3 separate regions of the Mus musculus genome follow, and regions 1 and 3 are each linked to region 2. Evidence: chromatin loops called from intact Hi-C (ENCODE). Cell type or tissue: heart. All regions are shown on one strand. Each heading gives the region's core, and the rest is flanking DNA. Links, peaks and the distances in the headings are about the cores only. Region 1 has its middle 68 kb from the start of Fam160a1. Region 2 holds the start of Glt28d2 (glycosyltransferase 28 domain containing 2). Region 3 has its middle 60 kb from the start of Glt28d2.

Region 1 (8,276 bases), core at 2,031-7,030, 74 kb before region 2:
TCCTGAGAGGCCTTTTAGGAGAGTTTCTAAGAGAAGGTGGGAACAGGTAGCAACAGAAGGCTGGCAAGCACTGGATTTTGGCCTTCCCATCTTTACTGGAAGGAAAGACTACAGCCAGCAAAGTCCTACCATCCAGCTCCAGAACAAGGAATGAGGACAAGAATCATAGAATAATAGCCCAGCATAGTAGCACAGAGAGCTGGGGGCAGTGCAACCTGAAAGTCAACGAAGAGCTCAACTCCAAGGAGAGTCTAGTCCCACACTTATTTTACTTGGAAGAAAAATAGTCCCCTAATCTGTTTAGTCATTGATTCTGATGGTTACTTACAGGTGAGCCTAATCCTAGCCTGACACATCACCTACTAGATGCTTTAGTAAGATAAAAGCATATATAAGTGCCAGTCATTATTTCACTCATTTAAATACTCCCTAATTCTCTCATACAGTCGATAACATTGAGCATCTGTACTGGGTGACAAAAACTCAGAAATAAATAAGACCCAGCACCAAGTCTAAAAGAGACAACTAGGCAACTAAAACAATATTTAACAAGCCCTAGGACATGGAAAGAATGGGGCCTGGCTGCATGTCAGAAAACCCTACTCCCAAATGTGAAGAAGTCAATGGAATGGATTCGAGAAGGCTTCCCAAGGTGATGGACAAGCTCAGAGGGAAGAGAGGGAAAGTGTGCTTCAGGAAGGCAAGGTCAACCACAGAGGCCGAAACACAGCTTGGCAGAGGTGGGATGGAGCAGCTTTCTGCTGGGGACCCACGAAAGTATAGGCTATGTTTCCTCAGCTAGACTAGATAACGAATTCCTTTATTATATTTTCATTACAATAAGGACGAAAATAGTCAAAGACTAATCAAAACCCATCATTTCTCCTTAATTTCCTACCCCTCTGAGTGTCCAGTATCACTAAGGAGTTACTGACTCTCTTGCAGCTCTCTGCCTTATGGTGTGGTTCTTAACCATCTGGAGCCCCAGAATTGGTAGGGCTTTCTCACAATGAAGTAGCCTCTAGAGAAAGTCTGCTGTCTGCCGTCTGCCTTATGGATAACTGACAGTACAAGAACTGGGCTGGTTTAAAAAAAAAAAAAAGTGTGTGCAGATCACATTTAACACTAGGAAGAATAATAACATTGAATGTTTAAAAACCAGAGTGGGGTATGAATGGGAAGGGTCATTAGTTATAGTGGTAGAGGCAGGGGTGATGGAGAACCAGTCTATGAATCCTTACAATGAAATGCAGAGATGGACACACAGTTTAAGGAAGATGAAATCAAAAGGTTCAATCAGGCAAGCAGGAATGAGAAGGTGAAGAGTAAGCCTGGATTTCTAGCCTTGTCACCTGTGCTGGCTAGTTTTATGTCAAGTTGACATAAGCTATAGTCACCTGAGAGGAACTTCAACTGAGAAAATGCCTCTATAAGACTGAGCTGCAGACAAGTCTTTAGGGCAGTTTCTTAATTAGTGATTGATGGAAGAGGGCCCAGTCCAATGCGGGCATGGTTGCCCCAGTCCTGGGTTCTATAAGAAAGCAGGCTGAGCAAGCCATGAGGAGTAAGTCAGTAAGCAGCACTCCTGCATGGCCTCCATCAGCTCCTACCTACAGGTTCTGTCCTATTTGAGTTCCTGTCCTGACTTCCTTCGGTGATGAGCTATGATGTAGAAGTGTGAGCCAAGTAAAGCCTTTTCTCCCCAGGTTGCTTTTGGTCATCGTGTTTCATTACAGCAATAAGAATCCTAGCTAGTACAACACCTATAAGAGAAGAAAGAAGCACATGGGAGTTACACCCTGTGCTCTGCAGAAACAGTCTGGCTTGAATCCTGCCTCCACTGATAGCTCTGTGGCCTCAGGAAAACAGCTTGACTGTATGTGCGTTGGTTCCCTGCCCTGCAGAGTAATGGCAAAGATAACAGAATTTATCTTGGGATTTGCAGAAGAGTTACCAAAAGCTTCTAAACACTGGTTTGTAACAAGGGAGATGCCAAGAAAATGTTAGAAACACTAGGCTGATAGATGGCGGCGCCTCTTGCTGAGTTGAGAGATTGACAGGGCCACAGATCCAGGCGAGGACAATGGCTCTGGTTCTAGATTGGATCAGCTAGTAGGTGCCTGGGAGGAGGGACCGAGCTGTGGGAATGGGACATAACTTGATACAGACTAGTGTCGGGGTGGCATCCAAAGGAGGATATAGCAGACACAAAGAAATGCGTACAGAAAAAGAACTTGGAGGCTCCCATAGGCAAAATGTTGGGGGCTGGGAGTGTAGGTCAGTGGTGGAATATATTTTTATCATGTGTGAGGCCCTGGAGTCTGTCCACAGTTCAAACTACAGAAGAGACCGAAGCTTAGGAAGTTCCTCTAGTCAAGGGATGGACAGAGGGAAAAGAGTGAAAGACAAGAGAAAGACATGCAAACACCAATCCCAGTAAGAATACACTTAAAGACTTTTTTAAAAAAAGTTAGTACTATTGAGATGAAGGAGGCATCACTCTAAGGAAGCCTCATAGAGACCCCACACAGCTGGGCAGTGAGGGGTGGGGCTCCCTGGAACCACTGTTTAAATGATCTGTATGAACTACCCAGAGCAAATGCTTAGGAAACTTCTAAGTTTACAAGCTAAAAAACTCTTTTCACAGAGAAACTGTGGAGGATAAGCCTCAGGAAAACCTTAAAAAAAAAAAAAAAGAGTAATCTGAGTAGATTTGAAAAAAAAAAATCAAACTTTTCAAGGAAAGAAATCAAACACGGTTGGCTTTTATGAAAAAGAGTCCAAATTGCTGTTTGCAAATAAAGTTCTGGCCCCTGGGTTTCTGTTACCAAGCCCAAAGAAGCCATTTAGACTGCCTTGGCTCTGGAGCTGGAGAAGATAGATAGCTGCCTAGTCTAGACCACAGCTATGAGAACTATTTTGGAGAGCTGACTGGACTGCTGATAACTGGGTCACCTGAAACCAGCCAAACTGCTGGCAGAGCATGAGGTCAGAGGTCACTGAGTCCCAAGGCCCTTTGAGGGGAAGTGTTTGTTTTTGTTTTCATTGATGGGTTTAGTGTTGTGTTTTTGTTTAAGGGGGTGATTTGGGTAAGCATGTGAACAAGCTCTGAAAGGCTGAGAACCCCTAATCCACCTGCTCAGGGGACCAAGGGCAGGAACAGGTGTGACTTCAGCAACAGCACAGAGCTATCAATAGGTCTAGGGCCAGGCTCCAACCTGCCCTGGAATCAGCAGGGTGGCTCATTAACACAAACTGGACTCTGCCCTAGGGGCTTCTGACTTAACCCCAAAATATACATCTCTAACAAGTTCCCAGTAAGGATGATGGGGCTCAAACGAGGCCACTGTATAGAAAACTCCTGTCATGGAGATGTTAGAGTTGTTTTCTAAGTGTGACAGGAACACTCACATGCCCAAAAGATAAGGTATTTCAAAAACTATGCTGAAAATAAAACAGGTGCCAGGTGTGGTGGCTCACACGTGTAATCCCAGCACTTGGACTTCCATGAGTTCAAGGTTACCCTGAGCAAGTGAGTGAAATCCTGTCTCAAAACAAACAGACAAAAACCCAGAAAAGTAAACAGCACACATAATCAAACATAAATGTTCTAAACTATTAAGGTCTCTTAGACGAGACTTTCAATGCTAGGAACAAACCAAACAACAGGGAATGAAATTATGAAGTTCATAAACTGTATGAAGAGACAAAGGTGGCTAAACAAACAAATACACTTCAGGCACAAAAGAAGATTCAAACCTAAGAGATTATAAAGAGGTATGTGGAAATAAAAATGTTTAAACTTCAGACTTTTAGTTTTCGAGTTTTTTACTTGTTTGTTTGGTTTTTGGTTTTGTTTGTTTTGTTTTTAATGTCGCTACCTGACTGCCCAACCATAACTCATTTTGGAAGATCCTTTAGTGTTATTTACTTAGAAAACTCTAGTCCCGAACAACTCTTGAAGACAGATTGTTGTTGGAAATCATCTTTTGCAGTGGCCTCCCACTGGTTCTCACAGAGCCTGAGAACCCTCAGAGGCCTTCCCATCACCCACTCTGCGTGACTCACATCCCCAGCATGCTAGCACCACGGCTGCATTCCAAGGCCGCTCTTACTGCTACTCTCTTATTTAGACAGCTCTTAACCCTCAAATAGTGTATTCAAATATGTAATTCTCTCTCAACAGCTCGGAATATCTGTAATTGCCCCTGTCTGCCTGCTATTTGTCTTACTGTTCTGAGAACATCCCAAGTTCATAACAGATGAATTCTGCGGACGGCACCTCCTCAGGACACCCCGTGTGTGTTATGCTGTGCTGTCTGGATGCGTTAAAGTCCATTTCAGATCAATTTACCATTTGTGTTCCTGCTGTGCACCTTCAGTGTCTGTGATCTTTTCCTCCCAAGACATGCATGTGAATGTTAGATCCCTTCATTATCCAAGTCACTGTTACTCCTACAACATATGCTGGTCCCTCTGACTTCTAGGTATCCCACCAGACTTTATGTCTTATATATTATAATATTTGCTCTTATATCTCATATTCTCTTTGTAGCTCCCAATGTCCTCCTGACCTTGACCAAAAAAATCAAAAACAAAACACTTCATTTCTAAAAGTACAATACTTAGTATAACCATTAAAACAAAACAAAAACAAACAAAAAACAAAACACACTATTAAGAATCATTCTTTCAAAAAAAAAATTGCCTACTGGATCCAAGAGGCAAGAACAGGTTCCAAACAATGTTTATGCAGGTGAACTGCTGGGGAGGGATCCAGAGTTTGGACAGGATTCCTGGGTGCCCAGTCTTTACCGTCATGATGTTGAGTCCACTTAGACCCTGGAAACTAGCACTTTAAACCATCAGAGGATAACAGAAGATAGACTTGCAGGGATAACATGAAAACAGTTTCCTACCAAAGCGGCAGCTTCATTTCATGTTAATATTTCCTTTCATTTGAAGGGCTTGAAGCATTCACAAGATCTCAGGACAGCAGAAAGAAAACATCTTGTCTTTCCAGAGCATAAGCACAGCCCAACCTCAGCATGTTACTGAGAGATGCCGCCCTGGATGCTCAGTATGGCACAGCATGGGTTCCAGGGGCCTTCGCTGCCACCCTGTTAGTCTCTGCCCTAGATTTACTAAGCCATTTGGAAAGTAGATGCTTAATACAACTTAATATGTGGCATCTAGATGAGAAATTTATATGCCTATTTACATCCAGGAAAAAACATTTCCGTTTCTAATGTAGCCATAAAGTTCAAATGTTTTATTCAATCTTATCCAAATATATCTTTAATTTGACCTTATAAGTTATTCAGAAATACAATCTTTGTCAAAATAACATGATAAATTACAGCACTCAAAGCAGAAATCAAGTAAATAACTATTAAGCAGATATGTCTAGGTATATATACATGTATATGCACTCACACACACACACATATGTGTGTGTATATATATATATATGTATATATATACATATATACATATGCATGCATGCATACATACATGCACACATACACATAGAAGTTTGGTTTTGTCCTTTACGAGGTGTCGATGTTTGGTGACACTGATAAAATGCTGATTCCCATCCCTCATCATGAAGGAATCTAATAATCTGAACTGTAAGTGTGTGAAGGATTGAACCCAGGACCTCATCCATGCTAAGCATTCTCTAGACTACCAGCCCTGTAATTTGAAACTTAAAATGTGTATTTTAACAAGCACTCTGATAACGTTTTGAGAAACATTCCAGAACACCTGCAGGGAGTCACTTATGAGAGGCAAATTAAAAAGGCTGAGAGGTATACAGCATAAGAGAGTTTGGATATCATCTTGTTTAACCTGATTAATAAAGTAACATTTCTGTAACCATGACAGATTGATTGATCTTAATAAGAAGGAACAACAATATTTATAAGACAAATAAATAATGTTTCTCTGTAAATGACATGGCCTAATCACTTTTTTTTAACAATATCATCACTGTTTAACCACACACTCCCTTCTAGGGCTTCAATTACACACAGAAACAACAAAAAGGAAAACTATTTGCCTTATATTATTTCTTCTTTTTGGTTTTAGTCAACATAAATAGTGTTTCTACTTAGCCAAAAGCATTTCTCTTGTTTCTCAAATACAGTGCCACAGTGCTGACAGATGCCTCCACAGAAAACAGGATGCCTAAGAGGATGTCATGGGGCAGGTGGGGGGTGGAGGGAGAATGGGGTGGCGGGGTGCAGAAGGCATTCCCAAAGAAATGTTTTGTAAATATTTGAGTAGAAAATAGCGTATAAATTCTCAAAAATTCTGTTTTGAACGTGATAATGTTCACCTGGATATACAGATATATTCAAGTAGAGCTGATTTAAAAACTAGTTTATTAAATATAACTGGATGCATACCAATATTAACCCCACAAAGATCCTAGTTTGCTTCCTGTTGCTATGATAAGGACCATGACCAAAAAGCCACTTGGAGAGGAAGTTTTATTTCATCTTACAGCTTACAGTCTACCAACTAAGGGAAGCCAAGGCAGGAACCCACAGGCAGAAACTGAAGCAGAGACCACAGAAAAGCACTGCTTACAGATCCGCTCCATGGCTTGTTTTTCTTCTAAACTGAAGGATCACCTACAACAGCTGGTGCTACTCACCGTGGGCTGGGTCCTGCCACATCAATCATTAAGCAAGAATATGCCCCATGGGCCAGGCTGTTTTGATGAAAGCAATTCCTCAGCTGAGGTTCCCCCTCCCAGGTGACTCCCAACAGACTCAAACTAACAAGCGCAGTAAGAAAAACATTACCTGTGAATGCTTTCTTCAGTAGCACACTGTTGGGTTGTATTTGTTTGCTTCACCTTTCAGAGGAACGCAGACTTCTTTAACATTTGGTTCTGTCCAGAAACCACCAGAAGACTCAAAAATCTACAGAAAGGAAGGAAATGCCTCATCATCGCTAATAATAAATTACAAATACAAGCCTACATTCCTTCTATTTGTGTACTGGGTGAGGTGTCCTTAGGTCACATTTGTTTTTTATCATAAAAATAAAAACATATGGGGAAGCCTCAGAGACATTGTCATTGTTCTTGGTGGCCTCCCTGAACTAGACAGTAAGACCCCATTGCTGTAGACACCACACCTTGTGATGGCAGGACATTGAGAAAGTAAGCTAAAACTGAGCTGCAAGCTTCCTCCCTGCTGGCTGTCTTTCATAGCATCAGAAGATGCTATGCAGGCACTGAGGTAAAAAGACATCAATAATCTTATCCAGTGGAGGATCCTATGAACTACAGTACTGACCTGCCAATAAGAGATGCCCACTAGTGCAATAATGGCATGATGTAGATAAAGGTAACCAACTGCTTTCTAATTGGATTAGGGACCCTTTCCATGGGAGGAAAATGATCCCTGGTTCTGCAAACCTACTCAAAAGCCCATGGCTGGGGAGGTAACAGGCTTAGTATAGGAGAACATACTATTGTTGTTCTCCTACATGGACATGTTGTCAAATGGTCTTCAAATATTTATGTTTATACCTGTCTTTCTTACTTTTTCATGTTGCTATGATAACATACCCTGGCCAAAGCAACCTAAGGCAGAAAGAAAGGGTTTTATTTTGGCTTACAGTTTCAGGATATAATCTATTATGGCCAGAAAGTCACAGACCAACTAGTATCAAGAGGCTAACTGGTCACACTGCGTGCATAGTCAAGAAGCAGAAAGCAATGATTGTGCTCAGCTCACTGTTTCTTCTTATAGTCTAGATTCCCAGGCCAGGGAATGATGCTACCCACAGTGGATGAGTCTTCCACTTCAATTAACCTCGTGCAAATAATTCCCACAGGCAAGCCCAGAAGTATCTCTCTCAGGAGATTCTAGAACAAGTTGATAACTAAGATTATCCATTCCAACATCCATAGGTCCGAGATGTTCCCTTTTGTAGTGGTCAATGGTTAATGCAGAGACTCATAACTGGTAAACAAGCTGATGATGAGTGTTGAGTGTTTCACCCTAAATGAGACATCTATCTCTATAACCCTCATCCGAGGCTCAGAGAACATTCTGAAAGAAGATGCAAACAGATATAGATGTAGAGAGGTGCTATGAACTGCTGTCTCCTAGACATGGCATGACCACTGCACTCAAGATCAGAGAAGCTGTGGTTACCTATTCAAGACTTGCAACAATAACAGCAGCAACAACAACACTCTGAGTCCATCAACATTCCACTGTGGATGAATAAAGGGCTCGTGAGGCTCAGTAGGA
Region 2 (8,276 bases), core at 1,396-6,395:
AGAGAAATAATTTGATCAGCAATGCACTTGCTCTAAGCACCAAGTAAAAAGGCCAGAGATGGTGTCAGTGAACCTGCAATCCCAGTGCTGGAGGTAGAGACAGGAAATCCCCTCAGAATTCTGTTCCTACAAGATCCTGTTTCAAAAAATAAGGTGAAGGATACCAAGAAAAACACCTAACATTGTCCTCTGACTTCCAAAACACATATACACACACACACACACCTTCTAATAAATAAATAAAGTAAAATCCCATTTTAACATCCAAAAGCTTCATGAATTGTAACAGGGGAAAAAAATCGAAGTCTGCCCCATAAGTCAAAAATCTTAAATTCAAGTCTCAGTGCACTACTATTCCCAGAACCTGGGTATGTCCTAAACAATTCTCTTTACAACTCTGAGCCTCATCTGTTTTCCTCCTGTGTAGTCTAGGTACGTACGATGTACTGACTGGAAGGTGTTCACATTACACTGCTTAAATATGGCCGCCTGAAAGCACTTGTCAATCGTGACACTGTAGAAAGGTTTGTCTCTGTTAGTGTTTTATCCAAGAGATCCATAAACAAGTTCCTTGGAGTTCTGCTCACTCTTCCAACACCATTCCTCTACTAACCATGGCTTGGAATTCAGTGAGAATAAAGATGAAGTAGCTGTAAACTGAGCGTCAAAGCCAGAGCCCGAGGGTCTGCCCTTTGGACAGGCCTGTGGACAAGCGCACAGAGAATGAAGCTCAAGTTTCTACGAAGAGATCAGAGATGGTCAGTTTGTAATATTTCCACACAGGAGGGATATTCTTCATCAAATTCTCCTCTAAAAGCAACAGAAGATGTCACCGGGGAATAGAGTGCTTCCCTAGCAAGCATGAGGCACTGACCTTAAAACCTTGTAGAAAAAAAAAAAAGTAACATAAGCTAACAATTTTACTCCCCAGCTTCTCTGTTCACCCCCACCTTGCTGCATACATTTGTGCATTTGTTTCTTGGTTTATAGCTATTGACTCTTAGAGTCCTGCTAGGGGAAGAACTTCACAGAAAGAGCTCTGAACCAAACCTAGGAGGTACAGAACTATCCAGCAGTTAGAAACAAGAAAAAGCTAGCTGGGCAGGTGAGCCTAAATGACTACACCACTCTCAACCATTCTAGATCCACCTCAGCAATGCCAGCCTCTCTTGCCTTTCCTCCCATGTAATTTAATCTTATTCCTAAGACTATAAGACAAACGGCATACGAGACCTCAAACTTAACTTGTATCAAAGCAAAGATGGATAAAATTCTTATCAGTGTCATGAGAAAGAATTTGCTGGTATTCAAAGAAATCAGTCTTTATCTGAGAAATAAAGCCAACCTGTCTACCATATTGGACTGAATCTCTCACCCAGTTTCTTTCCCAAGACCACTGACATTATCCAAATGAGGACATTGGCTGGGGTCCATTAGGTCCAGGCAGCTTCACACCAGGTGCATCTTCACACCAGGTGCACAAGAGAGGTCAGGCAGGTACATTAAGGACAGGAAATCTTCCCCTTGCTAATCAACAGGATAAAGGTGATTAAGCAGGAATTATTTTTCAATGACCTATATAATTTCATCAGAGCTGCTATGGCTATTAGCTGAAAGCAGCTGACTTCCTAATGAGATGAACTTGATAGCAGGGCCCTCCCAGAGCAGCCCACAGAGTAGTAGGCCCCATCTAAAGAAAGCAACAATTGGTCTGCCATCTCCCCCGCCCACCCCACCCCCTTCCTCCTCCTGAGAACAGCCTGTCTTCATTTGGAGCTCTTTTCTCTTAAAGGAGGGGATGTGGTACCCCCTGCGCCTGGATGGCTAGGGCTGCAATACCTGTAGAATAGTTGACAGCTGATCTGTCAAGTACAGGAGGCTAAAGCCAACCTGGGCTAATTCTCAGCACCCACTCACAGGAGTCCCAAAACTCCAAGCAAACACAGTAGCTGTCACCCCCAACACCTCACCCACCCGAGCTTGAAATAAAACAATAGCTAGCTAACCTCGCAGGAGTGGGGTTAACAAGGGAGCTTTGTTGAAACCAGGGAAAACAAGCACACACACACGCGCACATACATACATATACACACACTGATAACCATAACTCAAACTCAGTTTCATCAGAGAATTTATGAAATTGAGCAACAGTAACCCAACAATAAATTCCTCACAGCAGGAAAGTGCTGCAAGCCCAGTGGCACCGCCTCTGACTCTGGTGTATGCCAGGAAAGGTTTGGAGAGGAAGACAGACCTAGATCTCATCGTCTCTGCCAATTATTCCTGGGGGACCCAGGCGCTGCGACCCAAGGGACTGAGAAAAGAGGTGGAGAGCCTGATGACATCTTCCTCCGTCAAAACAAGCTGGCCTTCTTCTTCCAGGGTCAGTCCTGAGTAACGTCGCCTGCAGGAGCCCCCAGCGTCCCGGGTAGTCACTGGACTTCCCCAGCCGTCCTACCAGTCCTCTCTCCAAAACCTGCTCCTGCCACCCAGCAGGATGCAGGAAGGAGGTTCTCGGGACAGTCTCTTCCTCCTCCAACACCCTAAAATAAAATAAAAGCAAGCCTTCAAGCACAGATTTCTTACCTGCGTGCGGCCGCGGATCCTCCTGCTACGCAGTGTCCCCTAGACAGTCAGAAAGTTTGTGCGACGGTCCCGGGTGCGGGAGAACAACCGAGCCTCCAGCGCACAGGGCACAACAGAGGACTGAGCCGGCTCCTCTGGGCCTAACACCCAACTCCAGGCGCCCGGGCAGCTGCCCTCGGGCGTCTGGGCGCGGTGACCTCCAGCCCTGGCTTCAACTCAGTCTGAGGACCCGGGGACAAATCACCCAGCTAGAGAAGGTCGGGGCACAACTTTTCTCCAGCACGTCAGCGGGTGACGGAGCTTCGCAGGTCTCGGGCTGGTCCCCGCCCCACAGCCCGCACCCTCCGAGGCAGGGAGGTGGCAGGGGCGGGGCCCAACCTGCCGAGCGACTCAGGGGCCCCGCCCCCAGGGCCTCCACCGCCTCCGACCCCGCCCCCAGTAAGCCCCGCCCTGTCGCCCAGACCCGCCTCCGCCAGGTGCTCGGGAGACTCGAATTGCGCGACTACAGCGCGCACCGGTTTCCTAGGTGAAGGGGGCGGGGCCTCTGCGAGAAAGTTTCCACCGAAACTTGAACTGGAGCGTTGTGGAGGACGCCTCGCCCTTGGGGGCTCGCCTCTCTGGCGAACTTCATCCCTCCTCCCGCGTCACGCCTGACAGGCAGGCACGCCCGGCTGGTTTCTAGGGTTTTCTGAGGAAAGGAAGCTGCACACCGCGACGCGCGGACGTCTTAGATTTCCCACTTCCAGAAGGTTTGAGTGCGGAGCCGTACGCATCGCCCCACGCGGATTCCCTTCGCCTGGTCTCGTCTTCCTGAGATATTTGAACTTTAACATGACAGGACAGTCCCAGTAGATCTGAGGCAAAAGATGAACGTGATCTCCTTTTACTGGACTGGAAAACTCGCCTGAATGAACAGGAGGCCATTTGGTTCCAGCAAGGAAGCAAAGAGTTGCAGTTTTGCAGTTTAGTTTCTTAGGGGTAATTTTAGTCGTTCGGACCTTATTTGTGAGCTTGAGGGTATTGCATAGGTGTGTGTCGTTCATTCACTGGCAACTGTCCCCACTGCCACCCTACCTCCAGCCAAAAAGAAAGGGCTGTTAAATGAATAGTCCTTAGCAAGGATGAAAGTTCGCAACTCGGAGCTCAGGAGAATGGAGAACAGCAGGGAGGTGGTGGCCCTTTGGCACTGTGTGGTACATTATCCTCTTCCAGGGCCCAACCCTCGACCTGGGGCGACCTTTGCCTAAGGACTGAGAACAGCATGCCACGCCAGCTCTCCCCTTCAGTCTCCACGCCCTATGTGCTTGGACGGTCTGTCCAGGCTCTGCTTCCTGTACTTTAAATCCCATAGGAGGAATTTGAATCTTGGTTAGCGGCTCTCTTGCTATTTGCATTGCCCTGTGGTTAGTGTGGCTGAAACTTGAATTGAGTCCTCCTCCCAGCGGATGGGGCTACACCACAGTCTGAGAAAACGGATGTGGAGGTTTTCCACCACAGCATCCTACTGGCGCCTCACCAAATCCTGCTTCTGAGGAAGAGTCTTCCTTTGTTCTGCATGAATGACCTCCGGAGATAACCAAAATCGGGCAGATCTAGTTTTCTAATTTTCCTTGCACCCATAGCAACTGGATGGTACAAACTTCATGCTTTCTCCTACTATCTGTACATCACCACCACCACCACCACCACCACCATGCCCGAATCACCAACTTTCGCTTTTGCCGCCTGAAGATAAAAAAAAAATGGTTCCTGAATATAAATCGGGGGTAGGGGGGACGGAATAAGAGAGCAGGGTTTTGCGAACAGCAGGTCACAGGTCTGCTCTGCCTTTGGAATATGGGCAAATCATTCCTTTACTCAGCAAATACCCATTGGGTAACTTTTGTTTGTCAAGCACTCTTGGGGGGCTGAAGAACAAAAACATTAACAGTCTCAACAATTATAAAATAAGCATTTTCTCAAATGTCATGAGCACCCACAGTGGTGTGCTTTACTGTCACAGGGCCAAAGCAAATGGGCAATTGATAATGAACTGTAAACCAAAATGAACCTTCCCTCTTTTTAAGTTGACATAAGTATTTTGTTACAGTAATAAAAGGTCAAATAATACAATTAGTAATATGTTAGCCTTTCAAAATAGATTTTTCCTTCCCAGTGTTATTCCTGTATACTCTCTTTGGCTGAACTATATACATAATATTAAGACACTGAAATTAGACTTCTTTATTGAAGAAGCCAAACATTCCTCACTCTTCCTGCTTTTACTCCCATTTGTAAATGCAGTTATATAAAGTTTTACCTTGTGTTTCTAAATTTGTTCCATTTTAAATGCCAGAAATTTTGAGTTAAATGTAAAAGGGAAAGTAATGTTCCTCCATTAACAAATTCTGCTGGGCGGTGGTGATGCACGCCTTTAATCCCAGCACTTGGGAGGCAGAGGCAGGAGGATTTCTGTGTTCGAGGCCAGCCTGGTCTACAGTGAGTTCCAGGACAGCCAGGGCTACACAGAGAAACCCTGTCTCAAAAAAAAAAAAAAAAATTAACAAATCCAGACACACTCTCACACAATCTTATTCAAAGAGCTCATTAGATTATCGACCTTAACATCCATATGAAGAAGTAGAGAAATGCCGTCATCTCTGACTAAGGACCCTAAAGTGCAGCAAAGAGAAGCATTGTCCTGGGTGCCTTGAAATCGAAACTAAAAGGACAGGAAAACATTGCCATCCATAGAGTAAATGTAAATTTGTATTATCTTCTAGAGTTGAGCTCAGTAACAAACGCTGTACATCCTGTTAGAATAATAATCATCCTGCCAAGAAATTGTCCTAACAAACAAACAGAGCAAAAGGGTTGTTTTTTGATGATTTCAATTCCTATGGGAATAATTAAGTGGTGAGGCTCCACTTCACTAGTAAGACAAGGTATACTTTTTCTTAAACTCTTCTAGCATCTTCCTATCCTGTACTTGAATCATCATAGCCCAGGCTATCCATTCAAGTTCCAGGCCTATATTTTCCATTTCTGTGACCCTAATCAAATAAATTCAAGTCTTGTGTTTTAACTTTCTCTTTGAGAAGAGGTAATGATTGTATTTATTTCACTGTGTTGTGACAATATATTTTCACTTCTGAACACAGTTCAGACAGTATAATAAGCAGCCACTAAACATTTTGTTTTCCAGGCAATTTCTAGAAATTTATCAAAAGAAATCATTGTAAATATGTATTATTGGTGGGAAAATTTCATAAACAACTCTCCAATAGGAACTAAGTAAGTTTTGTCCTAACCAGATTTAGTCTACCAAATAGCATGCTCTCAGGATTATGTTTTTAAGTACCTTTAGATCTACAATATACTTATGCAAGTTGTTTGGGGTACTTTCCCTTGGGGGCAGATAGAACCTGGTACAGGATATATTCATAAGAAAATAGGAGGCCTTTTGATGAATTTCATCATTAGCCATAGGTGTATATGGTCAGAAAAAAAAAAAAAAAAAAAACTCTGAAGAGCTCCAGGCTAAAATGTTAACATCGATCACCTAGAAGTACCAGGAGGGTGAGAGATTTTCTTCTTTATACTTGCCTTCCTTTTCCCAACTTTCTATAATGAGCATGTATTGCTTTTATAAGATCATTTTATTCTGGGGAAGTTTTTTTGGTTTTGTTGTTGTTTTGTTTTTTGGTTGATTAGGCAGTTTGGTTTGGTGGTGGTTGTTGTTGTTGTTGTTGTTATTGTTTTTTAAAGTCCCTCTATGATATAGCTTTGGCTGGCTTGTCACTATGTAGATCATGCTGGCCTTAAACTCAAGAGATTCACCTGCCTCTGCCTCTACCTAAGTGCTGTGTTTCAAAGGTGTGGGCTGTAGCATGTAATTTTTAAAAAACCCAGTGCCTCGGCCCATGTTATACTCCAAGATCAGCTACCTGCCCACCTGATTCTCAGTGGATGGAAAACACCAGACATCCTTAATATTTTAGAACTAGCCAGATAGCAAGACTGCTGGGGGGAATCTATTGCCCTAAACTCATCAGCTATCCTATATTAGAATTCTGCTGGTGGTGGAAGCTGCCATGGGTTCTAGTTGCCCCCAGGCTTTACATTGCACATGTCTTCCTCTCCTCAAAGCCTGGCCAAAAGCCCTCTTTATCTAGCCCCCTCCTCTTCCTCCAGGGACCCGGAAATCCCACCTTATCTTCTTTACCCAACGTTTGGCTTCCACCATCTTTATTGACACAATCAAGAGCCAATTAAGGAAACACCTCCACCTACAGTGGACCACCATGCCTGATATTAATTTTATCTTTAAAATAAACTGGATTAAAGGAATAACAGTCACACAGAGCTACCACCTCATATTCATTATTAGCGTTAGTGAGCATGTAAGATGGTTTTGCTGTATGGAAAACAGTGCTGAAGATCTTCACAATATTAAAAATAAGAGTACTATATGATCCAACACTCTCATTCTGGGTGTGTATCCAAAAGGTTTAAAAATAGCATCTCACAGAGATATGAGTACTCCCACACTCAGAACAGCATATTACCAATTATCAACAGGATGAAGCCAGCAGGTCCAGCATTTCTCCTGATCAGTTGTTGCCTCCTCCTTAGGGTAGCCTGCTTCCAGACATGAGTCAGTGCAAATAATGAAAGTTCTGCCAAACCCCTGCAGGGGCTGTGCCAGCGCCACACTTCCCTCCCAGCAGCTGAAGCCTCTGTGAAAACTCCACCACCTAGTTTGTTTCCTTTAATCCTCCATATGAATGGATTCCAAGATCTGATAAACTGTCCTGAAGTCCTTTGAGTTTGTTTTCCAGAGAGCCTAGCCTCCAGTGTTTATGAAAGAAATTTTCTTTTCTTGGTGTTCTATATTTTCTTGCATATTTGACATTTATGTTTAATATAGTCAGAACTTATGTTATAGGAAATGGGAATGAATCTCTTATATTTTCTTCTTATTTCCAATATCTAATTCTAAATAATTCATAATTTCTTCACAGACTTGTGGCATCCAGCCCCTGTACATCAGCCTCCGTGTGTACACAGGTCTGTCTAACTTTGTATTTTGCTCCCTTGACCTAAAGACTTCAACTGCTTTGTTTTGCTTTCTAAAATTGCCCTGAAATATTTGCCAGATACAATTCATTCTATTGGTTTCACTCCAAAAATCTCTCAAAGTTTTATTAGAATTAGACTGATCTGTAAATTAATTTTAGAGGAATTAAATAGTTTACATTTAAATCAGCCCATCTGTTAACATGGTATTTTTGCTTTATTTATTTGGCTGTTTTCTAATGTCCTTTAATAGAAATGAATCTGGATGGGGCGGGCATGCTGGGAATGAAAGCCCAGGTCTTGTGCATGTTCCACCAGCACTCCAGCTCCGAGCTGGACACCCAGACTTCTTAGTTCTTTATTAACTTAATTTATGGATGTCGTGTGATTTTTCTTGACATTAGAATGCCATTTCCTACTTTTTTGCTTTCCTTCCCCCCCCCCCACAACTTTTCTTTCTTAGACAAGCTCTTGCTATGCAGCCTTGGCTGGCCTAGTCTGAAACTCACAGACAGATTCTTGTGCCTCTTTCTCCCAAGGATGAAAAGTATGTACCACCATGCCTAGCCGTTTTCTAATATAGAGCAATACAATTTATCTATTCTGATAAGTTATTTGGGTGTCCTGGTGAA
Region 3 (8,276 bases), core at 1,627-6,626, 61 kb before region 2:
AAATGATGTTTCTACAGAGTAAACAGAACTCTGTGTGTCACTTATTCATTCAAAATAGTTTATGTTTCATTGGTGATTATTAGAATAGAAAGCATTCTCCTGGTTTGCTTCCTATTACTGTGAAAAAAAAATCATGACCAAAGCAACTTGGGAAGAAAAGAGTTTCTTTGGCTTACATGTCCCCATGATAGTCTACCACTGAAGGAAGCCAAAACAGGAACTCAGGCAAGGTAGGAACCCAAAGGCAGGAACTGAAGCAGAGACTACAGAGAAACACTACATACTGGCTTGCTCTCAATAGCTCATAAAGCTAGCTTTTGTATAACACCTACAACTACCTGCCCAGGGATGGCACCACATCAGTCACTGAGCAAGAAAATGGCCCCACAGACTTGTCTACTTACCAGTCTGATAGGGGCATTTTCTCAGTTGGAGCCCCTCTTCCTAGATGACCCCAGCTTGTGTTAACTTTACAAAAACTGTAACCAGTACAAACATACTGATTGATTTAAAAATAAAAACAAAGTAAAATTCAAGAATTAAAGTAATATTTCCAATATGACAGCTCTTCATGTTCCTTTTCAAAAGTTACTATTTAGGGCTGGAGAGGTGGCTCTGCAGTTAGGAGCACTGGCTGAGAACCTGGGTCCCATTCCCATGTGGGCAAGGCCACTTACAACTGTCTGTAATTCTGGTTCCAGGGATCTGATGCCTTCTTTTGGCCTCCTTGAGCACCCAGTAGGCACATAGTGCATAGATATACATGCAGCCAAAACCCCCATACATATAAATTTTCTTTTAAGTTACTGTTTAAAATGTATGATCAAATGAATTTTGGAAGTGCTGTATTCTGTATATGCTTCCTGTAAGGTGCAGGAGAAAAAGCTTAATTTTGTTCAATCCAGAGTTCCGATGCTTTCAGGAGGTTTTCATTTGCAGAACTTGTATTGTCAGTTACCAGGAAACACACTTCAGGAAATGTATTCCTGGATGAATCACCTGAGTGTGAGTTCCATTACACAATACTTATAGTCAAACAGCCCTCCTCTTCTACTTGTGAGGCAAAGGAGCCTTGTGGGTAAAATGAAAACTAACCACCTTTTTCCCCTAAGGAGAATATGACTGTCTTCAGCTAGCAAAATTATTCTCCCCAGAAGCTGTCACTGGCTTTATATGTAAATAAAACATTTTGGCCAAGTCCACGTATGTTGGCACACACCTTAACCCAGCTTCATGGCTAGTCCAGCTCCACAGTGAGACTTTGTCTCCAACAAACAAATTCCGCACGTATACTTTTACACAAATAAACATACTAGACACAATGCTTTGTACCTCACATTTTTCCCAAGCAGCATATACTGACAATACGTTTTTTTTTGTTGTTGTTGTTGTTTTTTTTGTTGGTTTTTTTTTTTTTTTTTTTTTTTTTTTTTTGAGACAGGGTTTCTCTGTGTAGTCCTGGCTGTCTTACAAGTCGCTACCTAGAAATGTTGAGTGGCGTTTTGTGACTGTGGCCTTTCTAATGTTCATCTGTACTATAATGGATTTACTAGGAATCGCATGGCTCTTTCCAATCTTCAACCACCATCAACACTTCTACAGGGAGCATCTTCTTATATAAGTCGTTTCATCATGCATGTCAAATGTATTTATGTAGCTTTTGACAGAATATATTAGTGTAATATATCTAGGACAACTTGTACCTTGAATAAATTCCTAAAATGGAAACTCCTAGCCTAAGGAATATGGCTTTTTATCATGTTGTAAATTTTGCTAACTAAACTGCCCACTAAAGAGATGCTCCTGTTTGGAGTTCATGCTGTCTCTAGACCTTACAAAACTTTATTTACTGTCCATCTAACCACAATGAAGTTATGACACACACATCTTCTAGGATGAGTAAAGTTACTCATTTCTCCAAATGTTTAAAGGCACTATTGTTTCCCTTCCTGTAGACTAATTTTGTGCCCTCTGTACATTTTTCCCACCAGACTCTTGTGATTTTCTAACACAGCTATAGGAGTTCTTTCCTATAAAAACTGGCTCCTTCAGATAGGAAATGAAAAGCAAATATTGTCTCCAGCTTTTTTATTCATAGCTGGTGTAGATTTGGTTCAGGGTTTGTTGTACTGTTTTGTTCTGCTTTTTAAAAAATAAATAAATCTTTTTAATGACTTGTTTTTATTTAATGTGCATTGGTATTTTGCCTACATATATGCCTACATGGGGTGTTAAATCCCATGGAACTGAAGCTGCAGACAGTTGTGAGCTGACATGTAGGTGCTGATAATTAAACCTGGGTCCTCTAGCAGAGGAGCCATTACTCTTAATCACTGAGCTACCTTTCCAACCCTGTTGTGTTGGGTTTTTATAACTACAATTGCAGTTGCAAAACTCTCGCCTTTCTCAGTTGTATGAGAAAGGTCATATGTACTCTAAAATTATAAAATAATTTCCCAATCTTCTTCTGTAACCTAGTTAATTTTTTAATTTTCTATTAAAAAATAGGTGGATTTGGGCTGAATGTTTGAGGTACTTTTCCACCAGATAATAATCTGATTATCTTACTACTACAGATGCATTAAAACATCTTCTCCCATAGATTTGTGATACCACCTTTATCCTATGACAAATAAAGCATGTGGTAATGTCAGAGTTTCCGTTACTCTAACCTAAAGCTAGACTTTAATCTCTCACGTCATTCCTAGCTATTTGTACTTACTTCCCCAAGTGAGCAGACAATAGCTTGTTGGATGCTCTAAGTAACCTTCATGATATTCTTTATTAAACTGACATGAAACACACAGATATTTAAGGAATACTGGCATCTCCATATCCAGGAAAATGACAGCCTTTCTAACTTTCATCTCTATGCAACTCTCAGGTGTATTAATGCCTTCATATACAGCACATGTACTGTGTAAGTTCATGCTCCAATTTGTGTGTGTGTGTGTGTGTGTGTGTGTGTGTGTGTGTGTCTGCACATGACACAGCATATATGTAGAGGTCAGAAGACAACTTTGTTGAGTCCTTTCACCTTTCTGTGGGTTCCAGACAGTGAGCACAGGCTGACAGGCTCCCACGGCAGCAGCATTACCTGGAGGACCTGGAGGTCTCACAAGTCCACATAAGCTCATCCTTAAGCATTTTATTCTTTTTTTTTCCCTCCGAGACAGGGTTTCTCTGTGTTGCTCTGGCTGTCCTGGAACTCACTCTGTAGACCAGGCTGGCCTCGAACTCAGAAATCCTCCTGCCTCTGCCTCCCGAGTGCTGGGGTTAAAGGCACGCGCTACCACGCCCAGCTTTATTTTATTCTTTTTCATGATAACGGTTTTACTTCTTAAATCTTCTCACTGGCTATTGTAGCATATTTGGAAGCTATGGGTGTTGACCCCTCATTTGCCAGCAAGCTACTGTTTTTATCTAATTCTTTGTAATTGGTTTTTCACTTGATTGTGTTAAAATCTTATATCCCATTATTTGAAAGTAGTAATTAATTATATTTTTCTGTGTTTTATGCCTTTATAACATTTGTTTTGGTTTGGTTTTGTTTGTTTGTTTTTCAGCTTGTCCAGAGGCACTGGCTTGTGATTTTAAAACACTACTGGTAAATGGTGAGGATGCTATATTATCCTTACATGGTATTGAATTTAATAGCAATGCTCTCAAACTTCTTTGTAAGTCTTTAGGGGTTAAAATGAAAATAACTTACATTCCTGGGATATTATCCTATTATGTCTTGAGGTCTTTCTGTTTTTAACAAAATCAACAATAAACAATGAATTTTATCAAATGGCTCTACCATAAAAATAATCAGATTTTTATAATAAATAAGTCATGTCATTAATAAACTTTATAGTATTACATATTCTTGCATTCTTAAACCTCACTTTCTATGGTGCTTTATTCTTTCTAAGTATACAAAGTACATGTTTTAAATGTTACCTCACTCATTTTCCTAAGCAGCCTTCAAGACCGGGTCCTCCTATCCTGCATGCTCTGCCCACAATCAGCCAAACTGTCTCCGTATGTGTCAAGGTTGTTCTTGGCTCAGAGAATAAGCTGCACCTGCCATACACACTGTTCCCTGACTGACTGTCCCCAGATGCCCCTACACCATTCCTCTTTGTGTCTCTGTTCTGTTCATATGTGACCTCATCCCAGAGGCCTTTCCTGTCTGCTCCCCAACAAACGCCTTTTGGTTAGGTTTCACTCTACCCTAACTCTGGCTGATTTTGTCTGCAGCCCAGTCACCACCTCCCATGTATTCGCAGGTGGAAAACGTATATGTCACAAGACTAAATTGTGCCCAGCATGAAGCCAGCCTCAAGGACACAGTTTAGCTGCTTGTCCCTTGCTCTCCCTCCCCAGCATGAAAAACAGGCTCAACACTTTAAAAAAAAAAAAAACAAAAAAAAAACAAAAAAAACTCTTAGTACTCATTGTATGTGCCAATGAAAAGGAACGAATAAGATCCTGACGCTTAGAAGGCTTGCTAAATGAAATCCCACAATGGCAAAGCTGCCTCTGCAGCTCTAGACTAACTTTGCATTCTTTCCCTTAGCCATTAAAACAAATGATGCGTGATTATAGGTCATGGAGAGTGGGCGTACAGTCTTAGAACTACTAAACCATCACTGACTGAGCCAGAGCAGAGCTGGGCAGACAGGCCATGTACGAGTGAGGAAAACCCATCAGCAGATGATTCCAAAGACCTCTTGCAAATTACAGGCATCGTGTTAAGTTGGCTCTCTTCCCAACACCCATGATCCTCATAGCAAGAAAAATAACATAAAGCTGAGAGCATCCATGCACGTCTTCAAACATCCAAGAGAAAAAAGTGAATATTTTAGAACCAAGTGACTGGGAAACGTGTTCACTGTTGGGGACACAAACTAGAACTCCGGCTTCCCAGAAGGCTTAGTGAGCTCCATTACGCCAGTGCTGACACTGAGGACCAAAAGTACATCTGTCTGTCTGTCTGTCTGTTTTTCAAAACAGGGTTTCCCTGAGTGATAAAGCCCTGGATCTCCTGGACTCACTTTGTAGATCAGGCTGACCTTGAACTCACAGAGACCCACCTGCCTCTGCCCCTCAAGTGCTGAATTAAGGTATGTGTCACCACACCCAGTTTGGACCTAATTTTTAATTAACTATTAACTCATTTAAAGATGACTTTGTTTTGGTTTCAACAGCCAAGTTAGAATTGGGTCCTCTTCATGGGTGCTTTGGTTAATTTTGGTTCTCTTTCATTCTTTCCTCAAAGCAACTTTAGCCTAAAAAAAAGAAAATTGCACAAATTTCCATGAATGATCCTGAACAGTATCTTTATAATTTGTTTTCAGAATTTAATCAAACTTCATATTTTAGAGTGGCACGGCTGATGTAACATGGCAACATGTCACATTTAATTCCATCGGCATAAAGCATAATGAGCAGAGATTGAGCCAGTGAGGCATAGCTGAATGTTTGAACCCATGAATTTAAAAAGGTATGGCCCATTTGTGGTATTTCTAAACAGTAAATATATCATTTTCCAACGTTTCACTATCAAATTACAGTAGTTTTTCTTCTGGCACTCAAAAGGAAAAACCACAAAAAGACTCTTCTAATACTTTCTTCTTACTGGCTCCTAGTCAAAGGTAAATGGAGGGCAGTAAAATTAATGGGAAATATATTCAATTACTTAAAATGCATCAACCAAAAGAAAACCTGTTTTCGAGCTGCATTATGAGCTGTGAGATTACATCAGCTCCACTTAATCTTCAATTGCAATGGCAGATAACAAAACTGAGGGCTGGGCATGTGACTAAGCTCCTCCTCTGCAGAGCCTGACTCTTCCGTCTCAGGTTCTCACCTGGGTCAAAGCCAGGGAGACACGTGTCCCTTAGCCTTTTCCCTTCTGGTGTCACAGATGTAGACTTTCCCACCCGGGAGGAGGCAGGTTCCAGGGCACCCAGCCACTTTCTATTCTCTGAAGACACTCTGTGGCTGTTCCTTGACTTTCTCACCCACCAAGATGGTGAGGCAGGAAAGGATCTTTCTGTATGGCTGAGAGGTGCTCCTGGGTGTGTCTGTCCTTTAAGTCTGCATACAGCGTGAGTGACAACAGAAAACTGAGATCTAAAAGTTTAAATTTCACTGTGAAAATTATATTCTAACACTTACCTCAAATTTTCAAAGGAATAAGATTATTAAACTAAAGTCGATTTTTTTTACACTTAATGGGCCAAAGAAGAACTTTTAAAGCGATGTTTTAAAGATATCATTCATTAAATTAGGGGTATGACAGTTAAACCGATTCAGAAACACCTTAGCATTTGGAAGTAGGGGATCCAAACAGCATTTGCTTTTTTTTTAAGCTAGTCTTAAATTTTTAAAAAAGCAATTGAGAAAAACCTTCCTGAAACTCAGCTTATGAAGCCCTGTATTTGATTCCCAATACCACATAGACCAGCTGTGGGAGTGCACATCTGTAATCCCATCGCTTTGAAGGTAGAGGCAGGAGTTCACAGTCATACTTAGCTTCATGAGGAGTTCAATGCCAGCCTGAGCTACATGCGGCCTTGAAGAAATAGTGGGTTGGGAAGAAGGACGAGGAAGGAAATGGAGAAAAACACAGAGGAAAGTAGTTTCTCTGTGCTGATTAGCACTATCATGTTGTCCTCTAAGGGTTCTAGAGATATAACTATCACTTAGACCATCCCTCATTTACCTCCATCAGGGGAAAAGAGATTGTTACTATCATTGGCAAATGGGAAGAGATTTAGCAATGAGAGGAATAGACAGGATCCAAGTGTGAGGAAACCTCGGAGGAAAGGATATTAAGGGTAGCCTATCTCTGGCTTGGGCTTCTCGGATGAGAGAGAGGTAAATCATACTACAGGCAAGGAAACAGATAATATAAGACTAATCTGAGGATATTTGGAGTCTACTCTGCTGTGGCCATGCACGCCACAGACTTACAGGAACTTACGGGCTTGGTAAACTCACTCTACTGTTCAAAAGTACCTTACACACATCAAGCGAGGACTGGGCTATTTTATAATCCCAACAAAGCACATCTATTTGTGCCTTTCAATCATGGAAGCAGGAGATGTTCATGGCTGAAAGTGGCTGACAAATCCCAACTTCTCTAACACGCAAAACATTAAAATAATGAAAAGAAGCTGTTACAAAAAAATTTTTTAATTAATTTTTTTAATAAAAAAAAGAAGTCATGAACGTGAGAGGGTGTAAAGGAAAGGAGAGCCAGAGAGATGAAAGAGAGAGAAGGGGGAATGGGGAGATGTAAACACAGAATTCACGTATGAAATTATCAAAACAAATACAAAACTGAAAACAAAAACCAAGTGTTGGAAAGATAGCTCAGTGGATAAAAGCAACTCCCTGAGCTTTGAGAGGACCAGAGTCTGGTTCCCAGCATCTGTGGCAGGCAGCTTACAACTGTCTGTGACTCCAGCTTCAGGAGACCTGACACCCACGTCCAGCCCACATACAACATGCACTCACACAGACACATATACATGTGAATAAATAACAATAAATCTTTAAAAACAAGCAAACAAGAGTCACAGGTCGTCTTTGCTTTCTATTGCTGTGATGAACACTATGAGCTAAAGCACCTTGGGGAGAAAGGGTCTGTTTCATCTCCCTGTCACAGTGAGAGAGGTCATCAGAGCAGGAACTCAAGGCAGGACTCTGGAGAGAGGAACAGAAGCAGGGACCATGGAGGAGTGCTGCTTACTGGCTTGCTCCTCCTGGCTTGCTCAGTTTCCTTCTTAGACAACCCAAGACCCCTGCCCAGGGGTGGCACTGTCTATAGTGGGCTTGGCCTTCCCAAATCCATTATGAATCAAGAAGAGGCCTCACAGGTTTGCCTACAGGCCAGTCTGATGGGGACATTTTCTCTGCTGTGGTTGCCTCTTCTCAGAGGGCTCTAGTTCATGTCAACTGACAGAACAGCCACCCTCCTGTCCTGTCACAGCTTCTAGAGTACCTGGATTTACCTTTTCCAGTTGGGTACAAATTGATTCTATCACACCAGCCTCCATCCACCACACAGAGCAGAGATTTACAGGGCTGTTATGATTTTGTTTTCCTATAGGGATTTTTTTTTTTAATTTTAAAGACAAAAATATATTGGCCACCAGGAATGTCCCAAGTTAACAGGAACTTCAGAGGTGGTCAGGGTAGCTCGCACCTGTAAGCCCAGAGCTTGGGAAGTAGAGGCTGGGGAACTGCTGGGTTTGGATGTCTTTTGAGGCCAGCCTGGT

What was found. Hi-C counts contacts between places; a loop is a spot of excess contacts. Peaks named below come from ENCODE experiments on the same cell type or tissue, not always from the same donor. Only the 100,000 strongest peaks of a DNase experiment are listed, where the experiment ranks them.
Region 1: it touches region 2 in a loop (1.9-fold over the local background); 2 of 42 quality-filtered maps call a loop at or near these places.
Region 3: a loop joins it to region 2, with 2.1 times the contacts of the local background. A loop is called at or near these places in 2 of 42 quality-filtered maps.

What each region holds. Positions count from the first base shown.
Region 1 is chr3:85,810,360-85,818,635 of GRCm38, forward strand. No RefSeq gene overlaps it. Among named protein-coding and RNA genes, the nearest start is that of Fam160a1, 68 kb to the left of the region's middle. In heart, for the core only: no CTCF peak of the experiment used is centred there; DNase peaks (open chromatin) are centred at 2,972 and 4,072; H3K27ac peaks cover 545 bases.
Region 2 is chr3:85,884,541-85,892,816 of GRCm38, forward strand. Glt28d2 (glycosyltransferase 28 domain containing 2) reads right to left here and starts at 2,978. Exons shown (of 2, transcript NM_177130.3): 1 at 2,587-2,978. In heart, for the core only: a CTCF peak has its summit at 4,033; DNase peaks (open chromatin) are centred at 2,281, 3,051 and 3,981; H3K4me3 peaks cover 2,187 bases; H3K27ac peaks cover 1,708 bases.
Region 3 is chr3:85,823,403-85,831,678 of GRCm38, forward strand. No RefSeq gene overlaps it. Among named protein-coding and RNA genes, the nearest start is that of Glt28d2, 60 kb to the right of the region's middle. In heart, for the core only: no CTCF peak of the experiment used is centred there; a DNase peak (open chromatin) is centred at 4,139.